Linked DNA regions of Mus musculus: region 2 is linked to region 1. Evidence: chromatin contacts called from ENCODE Hi-C or POLR2A ChIA-PET data. All regions are on one chromosome and are shown on one strand. Each heading gives the region's core, a stretch centred on a gene start or an enhancer-like site at or near the end of the contact. The rest is flanking DNA. Distances are from core to core; before and after follow the strand shown.

The links. Hi-C counts contacts between places; a loop is a spot of excess contacts on that map. ChIA-PET counts read pairs that join two places held with the same protein, here RNA polymerase II (POLR2A).
Region 2: a map of heart shows a loop between it and region 1 (5-fold over the local background). The contact joins the promoter of Rhobtb2 here to the promoter of Tnfrsf10b in region 1. A Hi-C loop is called at or near these places in 2 of 37 maps with a recorded cell type or tissue (both heart). POLR2A ChIA-PET finds 5 or more read pairs at or near these places in 3 of 5 experiments (Patski and embryonic stem cell).

The regions. Positions count from the first base shown.
Region 1 is chr14:69,765,067-69,769,969 of GRCm38, forward strand. It overlaps Tnfrsf10b (tumor necrosis factor receptor superfamily, member 10b), which reads left to right and starts at 2,406. Exons shown (of 8, transcript NM_020275.4): 1 at 2,406-2,725. The coding sequence starts at 2,594. It overlaps 4930480K23Rik (RIKEN cDNA 4930480K23 gene), which reads left to right. Exons shown (of 3, transcript NR_130157.1): 3 at 1,999-2,047.
Region 2 is chr14:69,802,543-69,807,315 of GRCm38, forward strand. It overlaps Rhobtb2 (Rho-related BTB domain containing 2), which reads right to left and starts at 3,003. Exons shown (of 10, transcript NM_153514.5): 1 at 2,495-3,003.

The DNA.
Region 1 (4,903 bases), core at 1,156-3,655:
TTTCAGAAACATTTTAAAAGGGTGTGTGGCACTTGTGGTGATTATGGGAGAGGAAGATGGGAAATGGTGCTGTGGGGGAGGGGTGATTATACACCAGTGCTGGGGATGTAAATTAGGACAACTGTGGAGGCTCTGCACAAAGTGGAAAATAGAACTCCTGAATAGCCAGAAGTCTTACTCTCAGGCACAGACTCAGATCATCAAAATTGGTGTTTAAAGGTAATTTGGCTCCTGTCCACCCTGTAAAGAGAAGGAATTCTACCATTCATCAGCGCATGGCTGGAACTGGAAGACAGCATGCCAGGTCCGCCAAAGGGAAGGAATGCAGCATGGCCTATGGCCTTGGTTCTCCACCTTCCTAACACTGCCACCCTTTAATACAGTTCCTCATGTTGTGGTGATCCCCACATTGTTTTCAATCACAACTGAAATTTTGCTACTATTATGAATTGCTGTGGAAATATCTGGTATTTCCTATGGTCTTAGGTAACCCCTGAGAACAGCTGACACATGGTGTTGGTTACAAAATCTCCCTACCTCCACCTTGGCAATAGATTTGACTTCTAGGGGTAATCAAGGCAGAGTGCAACGTCATTGTCTTGTTAATCTGGGCCTGTGTTTCTGGCCAGCTCTGGCCAGCCCCAGTTACAAACACATCCTTATACACTGTCCATCTGCCTCCTCCTGGCTGTTTTGTACAGTGAATGTCTCATAGGACTCAGAAGGGAGTAATGACTTATGGCTCTATCTCCTAACCCTGGGAGTATAGACCAAGCACACCCAGGAGAGGGGGTCGTGATCTCACAGGTTGCACATGGGCCACTTACAGCCCCATCCAGTTTCCAGGTATGTCCCATGATACATCAGCTTTTGCTCATGGACTCTCCCTCCTCTGTGGCCTCGTGGGATCTGTGCTGAGAACCTAGAAGGCCAGCTGGCCACAGTGTCTCCAAGCAGCTTCGAGCTGCTTCTTGTAATGCTGGCGTCATCTGAGCCAATTGGGGAGAACTCGGGTGATTAGACAGAAGTTAGATTTTTCTTTCTTTTGAGACAGGGTCTCTATTATGTAGCTGTAGCTGTCTTGGAACTCTCTATGCAGACCAGGCAGGCCTTGAACTCACAGAGGTCCACCAATCAGAAGATACAGGTTCTTAACAAACCGAATACTTTATTTTGGTACTAGAAAGCTTACAGAATTATGTCAGGTTTTAAGCAACTTACTTCTTTGAAAATATGCATTTCCCCCCTACAAAATTTTGTTTGGGGTTGTGGATTAAGAAGTAAACTGAGGCAAATGTGATGATGTTTGTTCAATGATATTCTATACTGGAAATCTGGAGGCCTGAAGCATATGGAAATTCAAACTCTTGTTATAATTGGTTTGCTTTTTCAAGACAGGGTTTCACAACATAGTTCTGGCTGTCCTGGAACTCAGTATGTAGACCAGGATGGCCTTGAACTCACAGAGATCCACTTGCCTCTACCTCCTGAGTGCAGAGATTAGAGGCACCAGTACACCTGCATGTATATGTACGTGTATATATGTGTGTATATATTATATAATGTGTATATGTGAGATATATATGTATATACATATATATATGTGTGTGTATAAATGTGGAGAGAGAGATTGATTGATTGAGATTGTGAAATTACCAAAATGCACTGATGTGGGTAGATGAGGTCATCTATTCTTTTTGTTTGTTTGTGTTTTGTTGGTTTAGGTGTGTGTGTGTGTGTGTGTGTGTGTGTGTGTGTGTGTGTGTTTAAAGACATGGTTTCTCTGTGTAGCCCTGGCTGTCCTGAAATTCACTCTGTAGACCAGGCTGGACTCTAACTCAGAGACCAGCCTGCCTCTGCTCGTGCTAGGATTGAAGTGCTTTACCACCACGGCTAAGTGTGTTCAGTGTTCCAAACGTTACAGAGACACGGATTGATTTCGCTTCTGTTACTGGGGTGAGACCATCCATTCTATCATTTCCTTTTCTGTGTTCTCAGATACTGCCTGGTAGCATACAACTGTAACAAAAACAAATTCAAGAAGAGGAAGAGAAGAAGAGAAGGAGAGATGAAGGAGACAGAAGATGAGGAAGGAGGAGTACTCACTACTACAGACATCTTCAAGTCGGCTCCTCCAGGGACACAAGCTGAAACTCAAAGGTGAATATCATATTAGTCAAAATATGAAGGGACAGGCAGACCTTTGAGTATTACGAGTTGGTTTTTTTTTTTTTAATAAGCATGGGCGTCTCCAACCACGACCTGACAAATATAATAAAAGTGGTGTGATTCTTTAAAAAAATAAAAGTTGTTCAGATTCTGTCCGGCGACTGCTCCCAAGTTTTCATATTAGGTAGGATCGGGGTTGGACGCGTAATCAAGCTCCTCCCAAGGTGGATTTCCCCACCCCTGCCCGGTGCGCGCGCAAGCCCGCGGAGGTTGGAGGTACCACTAAGCGTCAAGTCGCCGCGACAAGAATCCAGAACTTTTCTGGGAGTGAGGAAATCCAGAGAACTTTTTTAGGAGTGAGGGGACAGCCATCCTTCGTGGCTTTTGGGAGCTGAAGCCGCAGGGTTTCGGATGAGCTGACACCATGGAGCCTCCAGGACCCAGCACGCCCACAGCCTCTGCCGCTGCCCGGGCAGATCACTACACCCCAGGCCTCCGGCCACTCCCGAAGCGCAGACTTCTATATAGCTTTGCGTTGCTGCTTGCTGTGCTACAGGTGAGTGTGGCGCGACTGCGGTGCCCGAAGTGGGAAGCCGGCCAGGAAAGGAAATGGCAAGGAAATGTCCTGAGAGCCGGGCGCGCACGTGCGTGTGGTGGGAGAGGTCTGACACTGCGGGGGGTGGGGGGGACACGACTCCGCGGGGGTCCAGGTAGGCCTCAACAGGGAAGCCTAGAAGGTTCGATGGTGGGGTGAGAGGGTTGGGGGGGTGGAGTGAGAGGGGGGGTGGAGTGAGGGGGGGTGGGGGACCCGAAGGTGAGGTGGGTCAGGACTGGATGGGGAGGTGGGCGGAACACTCTAGACTGGGAGGATGTGAGGCGCCGCTCTGGTAGAAAAAGGTCCTGACGGTAGATGAGAGGTCCTCAAAGATGGTGGGAAGAAAGTTCTGGCGTTGGGTTGGGGCTTGTGGAGATGGCACGCGAGGGGCGTGGCGAGCAGCTGACCCAGCAAAAACGCACCAGGGCACCCAAGGTGGAGCAGGGAAAGGGAGAGGGGACAGTGGGCGGAGGAAGGATCCAGTTACCCTGTAGGATCCTAAGGACAGAGAAGGCCATGGTGGGGGAGCCAGGTGGAGGGGGCTGTTGGGGGGAGGGGGTGGAGACCCTCCCTAGCTGCTGGACATCCCTTTCCAGGCAGGAAAGGAAGCCTTGCCTGGTGTTAGCTTTAGCTGCCAGAAAGTTCTGTTCAATTTCCGCGTCACATCACTGACTGTACTTTTTCCAGTTTCTTGGACTCTGCAACTTACTGGGCTTAAAAAGAGTAAAGGGGCCCTGAAGAGCCTAGAATCGGGCCTTTCCCCTTCTGCCAGATGAGATTGTTGAGGGGAATTCCAGTGTCTTGGAGTCCATTGTTTCTAACTTCAAATAGAAAGGCACACAAGTGTCTTTTTAGAGACACTTATTGTATATATTCTTATATTATATTCTAGACTCATTTCCACCAGGCTGGACACAGTTCTCCACCTTCTGTTTTAATACTTCACTGTTGGGCTGGAGAGATGGCTCAGCGGTTAAGAGCCCTGACTGCTCTTCCTGAGTTCAAATCTCAGCAACCACATGGTGGCTCCCAACCATCTGTCATGAGATCTGATGCCCTCCCTCTTCTGGAGTGTCTGAAGACAGCTACAGTGAACTTACATATAATAAATAAATAAAATCTTTAATCTTCTTTAATCTTCTTCCTCCTCACTGTTGAGGAGGAACATGCATATGTCTGAAAAATAAGTAAGTAGAACGAAGGAAGGAAGCAGAGTTAAGATGTGTTCAGGTAGTACCAGGCAGCCCTGCCTATGGACCAGCGTGTTCATCCTCTCTTGGCTTCTAGTTACTTTTAGTATCACTTCTTTAGCTATTTGGGGGGAAAAAAAGAATAAGAAGAAGAAAGAAAGAAAGAGAGAGAGAGAAAGAGAGAGAGAGAGAGAGAGAGAGAGAGAAGGAAAAAAAGAAGAGAAATGAGCAGAATAGTAGTTGAGAACATGGAGAAATGGGTGGAGGGGTGAGCTGTTACTTTAATGGTTACAGACTTAAGAGTTTTAAGATGAAGGGAATTCTGGGCTTTGGTTACAGGACAGTGTGAACACAGCAGTACAGGCCTTTTTGTTTAAAATGATTACGGTGTTAGTTTTACCTAATGTATACCTGAATGCGTGTAAAAAAATCTTTGTGCACACTTATCTTGGGTTTCATTCCTGTGAGGAAACGCCACGACCACGAGCAACTTATAAAGAAAACATTTAAGTGGGGCTGGCTTACAGTTTCATGGGTTTAGTCCATTATCATTATGGTGGGAAGCATGGCAGCATGCAAGCAGACTTGGTGCCGGAGGAGCAGAGAGTTCTACATCTTGATCCACAGGCAGCAAAGAGACTGTGTACCATACTGGGTATAGCTTGAGCATAGGAGACCTCAAATTCTGCCCCCACAGTGACACACTTTCTCCAACAAGGTCACACCTCCTCCAATAAGGCCACATCTCCTAATAGTGACATTCCCCATGGGCCAAGCATTCAAACCCATGAGTCTATGGGGGCCATACCCACTCAAACCACCACATCCCACTCCCTGGCTCCCATAGGCCTATAGCTATAGCATAATGCAAACTGCATTTGGTCTAATTTCAAAAGTCTCCATAGTCTACCATAGTCTCAACAATGTTTAAAAGTCCGAAGTTCAAAGT
Region 2 (4,773 bases), core at 1,753-4,252, 38 kb after region 1:
TCAGCAGCCTAAGCAAAAGGTGCAGCAAGGACTTTTCAGTGACACAGGTTTATCCTCCTCCTAGGAGCCTTACAGGATTTGGACCCCTCCACTAACAAGGGTCTCCACTAAGCTCGGGCCCAGTCTACATGACAACCACTGCATCATTACGACGCCCTCCTGGTCCTGTTCACCAGGCCACTGTTATAGCCATCAGCTTTCTGCTTCCTCTTCTCTGTCCTGAACAGTTCCTAGTCTCGACCACTGAGGGATGTGTGGGTACCAGAAAGAGCCACGTGGGTGTGGTTTCTGCTTTAAGGAGCCAAATAACAAAAAAAAAAAAAAAAGATGAGATAAAACAGAATCTCACCTATGAAGACAGAAACCCACAGGCCAACAGTACTTCTATAGTTTGGAATCACTAGCATATAGGTCTGGAAGTGAATGGGAGGGGCTTGGGTTCTTAAATCCAGGGGCCATGTCCAAGTACAGCTGCTTTATGACCTGACACAGACACACAGACAGACACACACACACACACACACACACACACACACACACCTTGTGATTTCATTTCCAGAGTTTTCAGTAGGGGACAGCAAGCAAACAAGTAGGAGAGTGGTAAATATGGGCCATGAGTTTAGGACACAGACTGCTACATTTCTATCTAATCTGCACACTGAAGCCCATGCCCCCTCTGACTGCCCCTGAATTCAGGCTTCCTTAACACATCCACCAACTGGCGTTTCCTTTTGCTCACTGTCATTCCTACATTAACAACTGCAAGCTTCATTGTCCTATCTAGGAAGAGGCAAACCACTGCACTTATTGTGGACTCAGTCTCTGCCTCCAGAAAATGGGTATAAGGATGTTGGAAGAAAGTTTCTGAACACGTGAATTTTGGTAAATTCACGCCAAGGGAGCCTGGGTGGGAGGAGGTATTTGTCGTCTTATGTAATATAGTATTATATAATGCTAGATTGCATATCCATATGTGTAATTATATCTCCCTTTAAGATACAGGCTGGCCCAATTAAGCCAGGAGAACTTTTTTGTCTAATCAGGCCTGTCTTAAGTGAGGATCCTGTCCAGACGACACCATGGCAATATTAATGTAACTTCTGTTCTAGAATATTACTACTTTTCTGGATCACTGCTGATGCATGACAATACAAACCATGCGGTGAACTTTCCCACTGTCCCTTTCCCTCTGGCACACCCTTCTTCAGTGACTGGACACTGTTCCTCTCAGTTGTCCCAGCCCCATTCCTCCAGAGCCTCCTGACCATCCTCCACCCTCATCCAGGGTATCACAACCTCCAATTCACTGATTCCACCCCCTTGACAATCCTGAAGCCACTGAGATTTCCTCCCCAACTCTTGTCCCCAAGTTACCCCCCCCCCCCTTCACAAACAGTGTCCTGCACGTCAGCTTCCCCAGTTCTTTGTGCTCTGTCCAGGACAGATCCGAAGGTGTGCTCGGATTACCCACAAACCTCAAGGGCTCCCATTCCCACCCCCGCACCCCTACACACACTGTTTGCAGAGCTCAAAAGCCCCCCTTTCCCTCCCACAGCTGATAGGAGGCTTGTTCATCTGTGGCTGCCCTAGTCTGGTTGTCAAGGAAACGACAATCTCCCTGGGAGCCTGGCTTGTCTCCTAGCAACCAATATCCCACATCCTGCATCTTACAAAAAAAAAAAAAAAAACGTGAAAGGGAGGAAAATCGAGAAAATGAAAGTAAAAAGCAAGGAAGGTGGATAGAAAGGAAGACTCGGGAGGAGAGGAGCAAAGGAAAGGTCGGTTTGGAGTTAAAGGAGCTCCCACTGTGGACGCTGACATTGTAATATGGGCGAAGGTGGAGGGGTGGATCCTCCCTCCCCACGCAGAAAACGTAAAGCAAGGCCCAAAGGGATCTTAAATGATCACATTAACAGAAACAGAAGCCTAAATACAGGATAAACCTTTTCAACCCTAGGCTACCCGAACATTAACAAAGAAAGCTCAAGAATTCCACCAGTAGTTTGCCAAAACTCAGCTGGACAGACCACAGTGGAGTTGACTTCAAAGAATCAGCTAGCTCCACTGCCGGCAGCAAACACCGCAATTGTACTGTTTTTTGTTTTTGTTTTTGTTTTTTTAAAGAAAGAAAGAAAAGAAAGGAAAGTAAAAGAAAAAGGAAAAAGGTACACCTCTACCACTCTGAACCTCTTATTTCCCTCCTGACATGCCGCTCTGCACACACAATTTTTTTTTAATGAAATAAATAGGGAAGGGGGAGGGGCACGACACACCGATGCAAAACATGTAGTTCTCCCCTAAAAACACCCAAGAAAGGTTAGTTTCTCTTCCCTCTGAACTGTGCAGACTCAGCAAGTGCCCAAGGGAAGAGTGGAGCTCAGGGGAAGGCAGGAGGGACGCAGGGAGGAGAGGGGAGGGTGCTGAAGGATGAGCCAAGGCGAGGTGGCACGTTTGCTTGCAACCCGGCCATAATAGAAATCAATCGTGTACTTACACCACTACATGTGACGGGGTAATTTCTAGTGTAGGGAACACATCTCTTCCTGCTAAGCACGCTCATTTTAGTGAGATGTCTGGGGTCACTCTGCGCGTGCAAGTTGGGGCGCCGCCGACGCTGCTGCTCTGTGCTGGAGACCCAGACTCCTGGGGTCCCGGTTCAGGTACGATCAGAAGAAACTCTGGCACAGGAGCCCTGGTCGGACCGCGGCACGTGAGCAGCCTGGGGCGCTGCACTGCAGCCACTGCCTCTTCCGGATCAGCATCTCCGCGCGACCCGGGCGCCCAATGTCATGGAGGCTCGCGGAGCCGGGTTGCGCGCCGCCGCTCCGACCTCCGGCCGCTGGGCCGCGCCGCCGCCCGGCTGCGCTGCGGAGGTTGCGGGCGGCGCGCTAGAGAGCGAGGCGCCGGGTGAGGCCGCCGCACGCGCGCAGCCTTAAGACGCCGAGCGCCGCAGTCCCCGAGACCGCTCACGACCTCCTTTTTTCATTCACAAAAAAAGCAAAGTTGGGGGGGTTGGAGGGGAGAGGGATTAAAAAAAAAAAAAGAAAAAAAAAAAAAAAGGAAAAAAACTGCACCCAGGAACGGTTGCTGTGACAAGGACTGCCCACAGCGGCGTGTGGTTGGTGGAGAGCGGAGCGATGGGGATTGGACACCCAGAGGCCACGCCCGAGACACGCCCCCGATCCCGGGAACGCCTCCCGCTCCTCTCCTGGTTTTGCACCTCCTCCCTTTTCCCCTGGGAGCCACGAATGGCCAGCAGCTGACCTCGCCAGTCTCAAAACCTTGCAGGACTCTCAGGATAGTTTTCCCCAGGAGGCTAGGAAGAAACTCATCCGGCGGTGCGCCCTGAGAATGCAAGTCAGAGGGCCACGGGAAGATTTTCCTGTTTCTCCCTAATTCAACCAAGCCTCTACCCCGCACACAGCTGCTCCGAGTACTGGGGGACCTTTCTTTTTTCATTATCCCTGCAGCTCCGACTTCTGTAGCTCTTAGTGAGTTTTCTGTATGGATACCCGTACTTTTTGACCTGTCTGCCACCTAGACCTTCTTTAGAGGTTCCCATCCCAACCTGTTGTCAAAGAGAGTTCAGTAGAATCTCCATAACTTTGCAAAGAATGCCAAGGAAATATTAGCCAGAGAATCCCTACCTAAGTCCTCTGTGGGTGCTCTAAATATAGTGACTGTCATCCCCAGCACTTGGGTGGGTGAGACAGAAAAATTGTCATAAGTGCAAGACTAACCTGGGCTACAAAGCAAAACCTTATCTCTAAACCCTAAAATAAAAATGGGTTGAGTCTAATGCCATCCATTCTGTTCATCGGAAGGAAGCGTCTGCGGTCCCCGGTCAAGGCTGGGTTCCATAGATTGGTCGGGACTGCTAGGAATTACACATCTTACCAATTCTCTCTGGACAGTTTTTTTTAAAGCAGCCTGGCAAACTTCACACAGCAACCTCCCCTATCACACTTCCAATGTCCTTTTTGAGAATGCAGATCTGTTTTAATGTTGGTTTATGCAAAATATGATATAAAAGAGAGGTTTACTACCCCTCTCCAAAGTCAAATAAAAACTGGATTTTTGGCCAAAATACACACCTCTAACCCCAGCATTGATAGGATTGAGGCAGGAGGATGGAAAGTTTGAGGTCAATATGGCTGATGTAGGGAGACCCTGCTATAAGCAAATAAATACTCAGTTTGTATTGTCTGAAATATGCCCTGTCTGTGAGTGCCTAGGACAGAAAGTTGCTCACCAGGGCGCCTGTAGTAAGTGTGTACTCAGGTTCGTTTAATCATTGTGCAGTAGGCAGATACTTTACTGTCCCTGGCCTCCAACACCTACCCAGAGCGGAAGAGAAGGTTGACAGTGACTGGAAGTGCTTCCTCACACTTCCTGTTCAGATTCTGCCTTCATAAAACAAATACTAGTTCAAAGGCATGTTTAAGAAAGAAGGTAGGGGCTAGTGAGATGGCTCAGCGGATAAGAGCACTGACTGCTCTTCTGAAGGTCATGAGTTCAAATCCCAGTAACCACATGGTGGCTCACAACCACCCATAATGAGATCTGACGCCCTCTTCTGGTGTGTCTGAAGACAGCTACAGTGTACTTATGTATAATAAATAAATAAATAAATAAATCTATCTTAAAAAAAAAAGAAAAGAAAGAAGGTAGAAGCCGGGCGTGGTGGCACACGCCTTTAATCCCAGCATTTGGGAGGCAGAGGCAGGCTGATTTCTGAGTTCAAGGCCAGCCTGGTCTACAGAGTGAGTTCTA